3 separate regions of the Homo sapiens genome follow, and all the other regions are linked to region 1. Evidence: chromatin contacts called from ENCODE Hi-C or POLR2A ChIA-PET data. All regions are on one chromosome and are shown on one strand. The core of a region is the stretch at or near the end of the contact, and the rest is flanking DNA. Distances in the headings are between cores, read along the strand shown. Region 1 has its middle 21 kb from the start of PIK3AP1. Region 2 overlaps TLL2 (tolloid like 2). Region 3 has its middle 16 kb from the start of DNTT.

The links. A loop is a pair of places that touch in the nucleus more often than their neighbours do. ChIA-PET counts read pairs that join two places held with the same protein, here RNA polymerase II (POLR2A). Pooled maps may share reads with other maps.
Region 2: a loop to region 1 is called in a map of heart right ventricle, with 3 times the contacts of the local background. The contact joins two enhancer-like sites. A Hi-C loop is called at or near these places in 8 of 168 maps with a recorded cell type or tissue (K562, Right ventricle myocardium inferior, heart left ventricle and 3 more), 8 of 37 single-sample maps with no recorded cell type and 21 of 50 pooled maps. POLR2A ChIA-PET finds 5 or more read pairs at or near these places in 1 of 52 experiments (K562).
Region 3: a map of B cell shows a loop between it and region 1 (4-fold over the local background). The contact joins two enhancer-like sites. A Hi-C loop is called at or near these places in 1 of 168 maps with a recorded cell type or tissue (B cell) and 3 of 50 pooled maps. POLR2A ChIA-PET finds 5 or more read pairs at or near these places in 1 of 52 experiments (naive thymus-derived CD4-positive, alpha-beta T cell).

What each region holds. Positions count from the first base shown.
Region 1 is chr10:96,739,570-96,742,651 of GRCh38, reverse strand. No RefSeq gene overlaps it. Among named protein-coding and RNA genes, the nearest start is that of PIK3AP1, 21 kb to the right of the region's middle. RefSeq lists an enhancer at 1,385-1,454. Within about 2 kb of position 1,576, at least 10 of the 41 ENCODE cell types and tissues checked have a DNase peak (open chromatin) inside an H3K27ac peak, as active enhancers do; they include B cell and heart right ventricle, where a contact is called at or near this core.
Region 2 is chr10:96,377,675-96,380,560 of GRCh38, reverse strand. TLL2 (tolloid like 2) reads left to right here. Exons shown (of 21, transcript NM_012465.4): 17 at 1,469-1,594. Among named protein-coding and RNA genes, the nearest start is that of OPALIN, 20 kb to the right of the region's middle. RefSeq lists an enhancer at 1,106-1,615. Within about 2 kb of position 1,620, at least 3 of the 41 ENCODE cell types and tissues checked have a DNase peak (open chromatin) inside an H3K27ac peak, as active enhancers do; they include heart right ventricle, where a contact is called at or near this core.
Region 3 is chr10:96,286,450-96,289,591 of GRCh38, reverse strand. No RefSeq gene overlaps it. Among named protein-coding and RNA genes, the nearest start is that of DNTT, 16 kb to the left of the region's middle. RefSeq lists enhancers at 1,216-1,385, 1,896-2,115. Within about 2 kb of position 1,676, at least 10 of the 41 ENCODE cell types and tissues checked have a DNase peak (open chromatin) inside an H3K27ac peak, as active enhancers do; they include B cell, where a contact is called at or near this core.

The DNA.
Region 1 (3,082 bases), core at 327-2,826:
TCTTGAATTTCAATCGATTCAGATAAATGTAACACAAATTTAACCCAAGGAGAATATTGCGTTGCTCAGTGGACCTCAAAAAGATCATAGCCAGCATTGGGTTCACAATTTTCATTTGCACCTTTAAGAAAGTATATTTTTCTGGGGAGGCAGGGAACACTAAAGGAGATGGAGCGGGTTTTTCTATTCTTTTTCTTCTGTCTTTAAGTTGGTCCCACCAACACAGTCCATATCCAGAACTAGTTAATTCCTCATCTAGGGCTTGCTTTACCTCCCCTCCCCTCCCCTCCCTTTCCTCTCTCTCTCTCTCTCCCCCTCCCCTCCCCTTTCTTTTTTGAGATGGAGTCTTGCTCTGTCGCCCAGGCTAGAGTGCAGTGGCGTGATCTCGGCTCACTGCAACCTCTGCCTTCTGGGTTCAAGCAATTCGCCCACCTCAGCCTCTGGAGTAGCTGGGACTACAGGTGCGCGCCACCATGCCCAGATACTTTTTGTATTTTTAGTAGAGACAGGGTTTCATCATATTGTCCAGGCTGGCCTTGAACTCCTGACCTTGTGATCTGCCCGCCTCAGCCTCCCAAAGTGCTGGTATTACAGGCATGAGCCACCGTGCCCAGTCCCTCCTCTTTCATGATAAATATATATTAGTTTTACATTAAAAAGTAAAACAAGGCCAGACATGGTGCATTCTGCCTGTAATCCCAGCATTTTGAGAGGCTGAGGTGGGAGGATTGCTTGAGGCCAGGAGTTCAAGACCAGCCTGGGCAATATAGCCAGACCCGGTCTCTACCAAAAATGAACTGAGTTAGCTTGGCATGTTGGTATGTGTCTGTAGTCCCGGCTACTCGGGAGGCTGAGGCAGGAAGATGGCTTGAGCCCAAGATTTTGAGGTGGCAGTGAGCTGTGATTGCATCACTGTACTACAGCCTGGGCGAGAGAGCAATACCTTATTTCTCTAAAGAAAAAAAATAAGGGAATCAGGCGTTGTAGCTCACGCCTGTAATCCCAACACTTTGAGAGGCTGAGGTGGGTGGATCACCTGAGGTCAGGAGTTTGAGACCAGCCTGGCCAACATGATGAAATTCTGTCTCTACTAAAAATACAAAAATTAGCTGGGTGTCGTCGTGGGCGCCTGTAGTCTCAGCTACTCAAGAGGCTGAGGCAGGAGAATTGCTTGAACCCAGGTGGCAGAGGTTGCAGTGAGCTGAGATCGCACCACTGCGCTCCAGCCTGGGTGACAGAGCGAGACTCTGTCTCAAAAATAAATAAATAAAATTAAAATTAAAAAAAAGGTAAATCAGTAACCACAATAAACTGAAAAATAAATAGAATGTGGGGACAAGTGAGAGAAGTGTGTGTGGACAGGGGAAATGGGGGAAGAAGGACCCTGCAGGGACACGGAGGGGGTTTAGGGGAGGTTTTTAGGGAGTGAGCTGCCTCATGAGTCAGGAAGGAGATGTTGCTGGGCAGAGCTGCAGTCAGTGAGGCAGGGAGAGGTGGCTGTTCTGGGCGACTTTGCAGCTCAGGGCAGGCGCAGGGCCCAGAAGGGGAACGGGAAGTGTCGAAACATCCGTGGGACGCCCTGCTGAGTTCTCCAACCCTGAAACCCGGGACCCTTTCCTGTACAGCTTCTTGGGAGCTTGAACAATTTGAGGGAGGTGACATATCCAGGAGGAAATTTCAATGCACATGTGTGAGGTCTTCTAGTCAACTGTCTATGTGGTTGAGGATTCCTTAGAATGATGAAAAACAAGCACTAATAGAAGGACCTGTGGCTATATCTACATCATCTATGTCTATGTATATATTTATTTTAAATCATGAGCCTTGCCAGACTCGGATTGGCTGATGGTTGAGGGACTTCTGCCAGAGGGCTGGCCAACCTGGGAAAGGGAAGTGTGCCTAAGCTAATGGAGGTTACAGAAGAAGGGGTGGGAAAGGCTTGCAGAAATTCTAAATAGAAAAGGAGCTTTGGATTAGGCAAGTCATATGTGGACTTTAAGGACATTGGAAGGTAGAAAATGCCAGATGAGGAAGACATCATGTACACACAAAATCTATAGCCCCAAGCCCTGATCCCTGTTGTCAGGACCCAAGACCAATTGCTAGTGAAGGGACACAGAGGCGAGAGAGTCCCAGAGGAAGGAGACCCTCCAGGGAAGGGTTCAGGAGGCAACAGCTCCCTCACAGTTCACAGAGGAGCCCTCATCCCCCAGCAAAGTCCATGAGCTGCCCAGGAGAGAAAGCTGATTTCTTTCCCACTTACCATGCGTAGGAGGACCCCCATGAGAATCTGGGCCTACCCATATGGCCAGCTCTTGGAGGCCTAGGACGGCCCAAGGGGCAAGGCTCAACAGAAGGTCAGGGCTGCCTCGGTGGAAGGGCTGCTGAGTGTGTGTGACGGACCTATGACGTGTGACCTGGCAGTGACTCTTAAACTAGGCTTTGCGGTACCCTGGACCAAGGCAGTCTACAGCTAAAACAGGAGTCTTTTCTGCATTTGTAGATAGAATTATCTTAATTTTAAAAATATTATTTTGGCTGGGTGTGGTGGCTCACGCCTGTAATCCCAACACTTTGGGAGGCCGAGGCAGGCAGATCACCTGAGGTCAGGAGTTCAAGACCAGCCTGGCCAACATGGCGAAACCCCATCTCTACTAAAAGTACAAAAATTAGCCGGGTGTGGTGGCACATGCCTGTAATACCAGCTACTGGGGAGGCTGAGGCAGGAGAATCGCTTGAACCCGGGAGGCGGAGGCTGCAGTGAGCCAAGATCGCGCCATTGCACTCCAGCCTGGGCAACAAGAGTGAGACTCCGTCTCAAAAACATAATTTCTTTCTTTCTTTCTCTCTTTCTTTCTTCCTTCCTTCCTCCCTCCCTCCTTCCCTTCCCTTCCTTTCCCTTCCCTCCCCTCCCCTCTCTCTCTCTCTTTCTTTCCCTCCCTCCCTCCCTCTCTCTCTTTCTTTCTAGATGGAGTCTCTCTCTGTTGCCCAGGCTGGAGTGCAGTGGTGCAATCTCGGCTCACTGTAGTAGTCCCCATCTTGGTGTAGAGTAAGTAGTTCCTGCGACTTGGGAGGCTGAGAC
Region 2 (2,886 bases), core at 371-2,870, 360 kb after region 1:
CCACCACGCCCGGCTAATTATTATTATTATTATTTTTTGTATTTTTAGTAGAGACAGGGTTTCACCGTGTTAGCCAGGATGGTCTCAATCTCCTGATCTCGTGATCCGCCTGCCTTGGCCTCCCAAAGCAAAGGGTCTTTCTTACAAGGGCTCTTAGTTGTCCTGATAACATAAGCAGGTGAAATACATTGTTCAAGGAGACATTAACAATGGTGAACAAGAGCATATAGAGAGGGGAGGAAGACAGGGCTGACCCCTAAAGTCATTCTGGTGATGGCAGGGAAGCAGGGGAGGGAGGCTGATCTTTGGTAAATGCAGGAACAAGTTGGCTTAGGATAGGGCTGCATACAAGGACCACAAGTTTAACAAGGGCCAGCACTTGAGTTCTCACATAATAATTATACAGCTAACACTGTGGGCTGGATGCTGCTCTAATTAATTTACCCCTCCCAACAACCTGTGAAATGAGGATACCATTACTGTCTCCATTTTACAAGTGAGGCAACTGAGGCACAGAGGGCAGGAACTGCCCATGGCCACAAGGGCTGGAAGTGGTGCGGTAGGGCTGGCCCTCTGCTGTGTGTCCCCAACACTCAGCTGCTCCACGTGCAGAGGGCGGGGTGGAGTCGCGGCACTTGAGCCCAGGCCACAGAGGATGCTTGCTCACTGAGTGACCTTGATCACATTAGCCATTCTCAGCGTCAGTTTCCTTACTTGTTTTTGTTTTGTTTTGTTTTTGAGATGGAGTTTCACTCTTGTTGCCCAGGCTGGAGTGCACTGGCGCGATCTCTGCTCACTGCAACCTCTGCCTCCCAGGTTCAAGCAATTCTCCTGCCTCAGCCTCCCGCGTAGCTGGGATTACAGGCATGCACCACCACGCCTGGCTAATTTTTGTATTTTTAGTAGAGGCAGGGTTTCTCCATTTTGGCCAGGCTGGTCTCGAACTCCCAACCTCAGGTGATCCACCCACCTCGGCCTCCCAAAGTGCTGGGATTACAGGCATGAGCCACCATGCCTGGCCAGTTTCCTTACTTGTAAAGACTGACAGATAGACAGCTCCCTGCTAAGGTTGGATGAGAATTAACTTAGATAATGCATACAGTGTTTGGGGCAGTGCCTGTTGCATAGTAAACACTCAGTAAGTGGGAATTACTGTTATTATTGTTACTATTGTGATTAATACAAGCCTGTCCTTTAGGGAGCTCCTTGTTTTGAGCAGGGAGCAGGGGCAGAGAACATACATAAAGTACTTGGAGAATTCAACACATACCAGGGCCAAGTACATACCCAAGAAACCTGAGGTGAAGATGCTTCCCACTTCACTCCTCCAGTGAGGGAACAATCAGAGGGGGAAGGGGAGCAATCAGAGAGGCTTCCCAGAGGAGGCCACTTTTAAGTGGGATTCTGAGCCCTGAGGGACATTTGCAAGTTGGCGGTTCCTCTTAGAAGAGTTCATTGATCTCCCCAGATAAGGACGAGTGTGCCAAGGACAACGGCGGGTGTCAGCATGAGTGCGTCAACACCTTCGGGAGCTACCTGTGCAGGTGCAGAAACGGCTACTGGCTCCACGAGAATGGGCATGACTGCAAAGAGGGTGAGGCTGGACCTCCAGTTGTTGGGGGGGCGGGCTGCCCTTCGCCGCACCCCATGCCCCTGTGTGCATGTGCATGAGTAAGGAGGTGCGGCGAGGACCTCTTCCACCTTCTGAGCTGAGGCCCAGCAACTGCTGTCCTTGCGGGAGAGTTTTCCCCAGGGCATCTCGCTCCTTCAGGAGGCACCTGGGGGCCTCAGGTGCTCTAGGCTGTTATTTTTGTAAGTGATTAAGCCTGCAGGCTCTGGAATCCAATTACCTAGGTCTAAATCCTGGCTCTGCCGTTCCCTAGCTGTGTGACCTTGGGCAAGCTATTTAACCTCTCTGAGCCTCAGTTTTTTCTTTAGTTAAAAGGGTCTAAACATACCTCCTTCTTAAAGTTTTTGTGAGGATTAAAAGAATGCCTAGAAAGTATTTCAGACTCTCTGACACATGTTATGTCCTCAAATGTCAATAAAGATCAGCCATTTATGTCTTTGTCATATATTAATTACCATATGCAGGTCCCATTGGAAAATAGGATTTGGGGAAAGCTTTGCTCCATTCTCCATTACACTGTGGGGAATTCTTCAGGGCCAGGTGGCTTTTACTGTCCAGTCATCCTGGAAAAAGCCTTCCTTCTGTTCTTACCCTGCCCAGTGAAGGGATTTCGAACATTTATGACAAACACACAGGCTTCCAGGCCTTGGCTCCAGCCACGAAACCCTGCAAAGGAAGTCAAGGGTGGAGGAAGATGTGGAAGACACACACCCTGATCTCTGGAATAAACAGTCTGGATTTAGGAGATTTGGCTGGGTGCCGCAGAGTCTGGTCAGGATCTGCCTAGAATGTTAAAGGAGGCGCTGACACATCTTCAGGAGGAGGTGGCCACCCTCCAAGCCCAGCCCTAGGGCATGGTCACAGGTGGCGGAGGGGCTGGGTGGGAGGCTGCTGGAAGAACTGAGCTGGGAAGGAACAGTCAAGCCCCTGTGAGATGGGCCCGGGCCAGGACCAGGCTTGCCTCCTGCAGTGTGGGAGAGGACAGGAGTGACGTCAACTCTCCCAAGATCCCACCCCTGAATAGTGGCTGCATTCATGTGGGTTGACCCCAACAGCAGGGGGTGTCAGAGCAACATCTCAGGAGCTGAGCAAATGTCCCAGGAGCTGAGCCACTGCCCCTTTGAGCACCTGTTCTCTGCGTTGGCTGCAGAGCAGATGTAGCACTGAGCAGAGGCAAATCTCTTTGGAACATCCTCGAAGCTGTTTCCTCCCCTTCCTGCCCCCGGCCCTCCTCACCTGCCTCTCCAGCTTCTTCA
Region 3 (3,142 bases), core at 427-2,926, 450 kb after region 1:
TTTGCGTATGCTTATTAAGTTTTAAAAATTTGGAAACAAGTTACCCAAAACATCCCACTCATCAGTTGGTCCTGGTGCTGTAACGAATTACAACAATATTTTCTCTCTGTCAATGATGGTAAGTGAATTCTCAAGAAGTATACTGGAAACCAGCACAGGATACTTTGGCCTTTTTGATGGGGGTCACGTGATTTAATTTTCATGGTGAATTTTGGTTAATTCTATACTAGTCTAGAGAATTGTACGTGTGTCCGTGTGTGTGTGCTCTCATGAATAAAAACCCACCCACAGAGCCCGCTCCATGGACCTGGACCTGTGCAGTCACAGAGGGCCCTACATTCAGAAGACTCTCACCTTGTCTCACAATTTGAAGAAGGGGACTCACATCTTCATTTTGCACTGGATCTCACAACATACATAGCCAGTCCTGCTCTCCATGAAATATTGGACTTTGTTCAAAAACACAAGCAAGTTTTTATGTTTTAATTTAATTTAATTAATTAATTTATTTAGAGATGAAGTTTCGCTGTGGAGTGCAGTGGCCTGATCTCGGCTCACTGCAACCTCTGCCTCCTGGGTTCAAGTGATTCTCCTGCCTCAGCCTCCCGAGTAGCTGGGATTACAGGCGCCTGCCACCAGGCCCGGCTTATTTTTTGTATTTTTAGTAAAGATGTGGTTTCATCATGTTGGCCAGGCTGGTCTCGAACTCCCAACCTCAGGTGATCCACCCACCTCGGCCTCCCAAAGTGCTGGGATTACAGGCGTGAGCCACCATGCCTGGCCACAAGCAAGTTTTAAAAAATTTGATAGTTATCAGTATTATTAAAATACCTACCATTCAGGGATATAGAAAAATCATATACCAATGCATACAGGGAAAAATGCTTCATCATGCCAGTATACACAAACATCATGAATCTTGAAAGAACAGCAGTAAAGAAATGGTTTTGTTTTGAAAGGATAAAAAAAACTATAGTTAATTTTTTTTGTTTGGGAGTATTAATTCTCACTATATCATATCCTGCTGTTAGAGGAAGTGAGAGAGAAACGAAAAGACTGAGAACAGAAGATCAGTCAAGGGTATAGAAAAGAAACAGAGAGGAATCAAGGAGTGGGAGATTGAAATGAATCAAGCACTAAGCCCTGTCGTCTTCTTTTGATGCAAAAAAGCAATTTGCATGGTCACTCCTTCTGATGGGGTCACCCTGATACTGATTTATCGGGGACACAGTTTATGTACTATCTTCACAGCATGCTTTTAAAATTTTTGTTCATCTGGGCTTGCTTTGAAAGAGACTAGAAACCTCATCGTGGAGATCTCTTTGGGTCGCTGGACTCAAAGTAAAACCAAGCTGTGCAGGAGGTTTTGATCTTTGAACTTTCCCTATGGTTGCAGGCTTGCCTTAATCTGTAATAATAAAGTTTTAAAAATAAGTTAACCTCTTTTCTTATATGGTGCAAATATATCTTTCTCCACTAAAGTTTCAGTGTTGCTTTTCTTTTGTGGCCCCTGCCATTTCTTTCACCTTTTCTTTTAAACAGATACATGTTCACTAAAAAAAAACGACTCTGTTGCTTTAAGAAGAAAAAAGTTACACTCGGTCAGTCTGAAAATGCAACACCTGGCGCCCATATTTAGAAATGTTAAAACACACACACATACATACACACACACATTAGCCTTTGGCACTGAACTGTGCAAAACATTACAGGAAGCTCATTGCTTAAGGGCAGTTGAGTTTAATCATTTATTTGTAAGTCAGTTGTTTGGTACTTAAAAGCACTTTTTCCCATAGAAGCAAAGCTATAAATGGTGTTTTGGTCCCCAGGCTCAAAAGACTGTTGGAGAAACGTCTGCCCTGGAGATGAAAATAGAAAATGATTCTGTGCTGATACAGTAATTGAGCCAAAAAGAAAAGCTAACAAAGCAAGGAATGGTTGGCCTTGAATGCTTATACTGGAAGAGGAATGGATTTCACCTGATGTTGTGGTGGAGGCAGCTGGGGATTTCCAAGGTGCCTGTGGGTCCTTCCAATGGCCCAGGCTCTTTGCGTGTTCAGTTTAAAGCCTGGGCATGTTCTTCATCCTCCACACCAGTCTGCATTCAGCAGTGCTTTTGTGTCGCTCCCATGTTTGGGTTCTATTTTGGCTCAGAATGGTAAAGAGAGTGAGAGAGGAAGGGAAATCTTTCTAGGGTGTCTAGGGTGTTGGAAAAAGGGTGGAGTAAAGGAACCCAGGTGACCTTGTGGTACCTTAGCTCTCTGTGTTCCTTTGGAATGGAACATCTTCTCTGTGCTCCTCTAGCCACACAGGAAACCTATTTGGATGTAAAGGTCCAGCTCACGTATGTCCTCTTCTCTGGGAGTCTGTCCCTAATTTTCTGAACTTCCCCAGTGCAGCTTTTCCATATGTCTGTGAAAGCACACTTTACATCATTTGGTTATTATTTATTTGTATATGTCTCCTCCATTTGACTAGGAACCCCTCAAAAGGAAGAAATAAATTCATTTTTTAAAAAATCTCAGGAACCTACACAACCTATAAATGCATGCTCCATTCATCTAAGTTGGAGCCAAGCTGTGAGCATTAAAAAAAAACAGGCCTGAGGGAGAAGACAGCGGGGACATCATCCCACCAAAAAGAGAGGTTGGGGGTTATGGGGAAGAGATCTGCACCAGAACCTGCCCATCTCACCCCATTTACCAGAGCTTCATTGGTCCAGAACCACATGCCTCTTATCAATGAGGAATGAAAGAAGGAGCCCTTGAGACCATGTGTAAGCTACTGCTTGACAACTATGGTGGATATACTTTGACGTTTCCCCAGCAGCCATTTTTCCCTTCTTCCAGTGACATCTCCTGATAGTCATGGAGTGATCACCCTATATATATAGGCTTGGGTGTGTACTAACCTAGCTCTAGGATGGAGGATAGGGTATTACTTTCCCTCTGGCTTTGGTGTTTGGCTCAGAGATGGAAAGACAGACAAAATATCCAATCAGGGTGAATCTCATTACTTTTGAGGGTGCCATCTTTATCCTGCTGTACTTGAACCTGAGGGGCTGTGAGTCCGGGGCAGCTGGAATGGTGGTGGTGAATATTTAACAACTGGCTCTCGAAAAACAACTCTGATTTGTAGCATT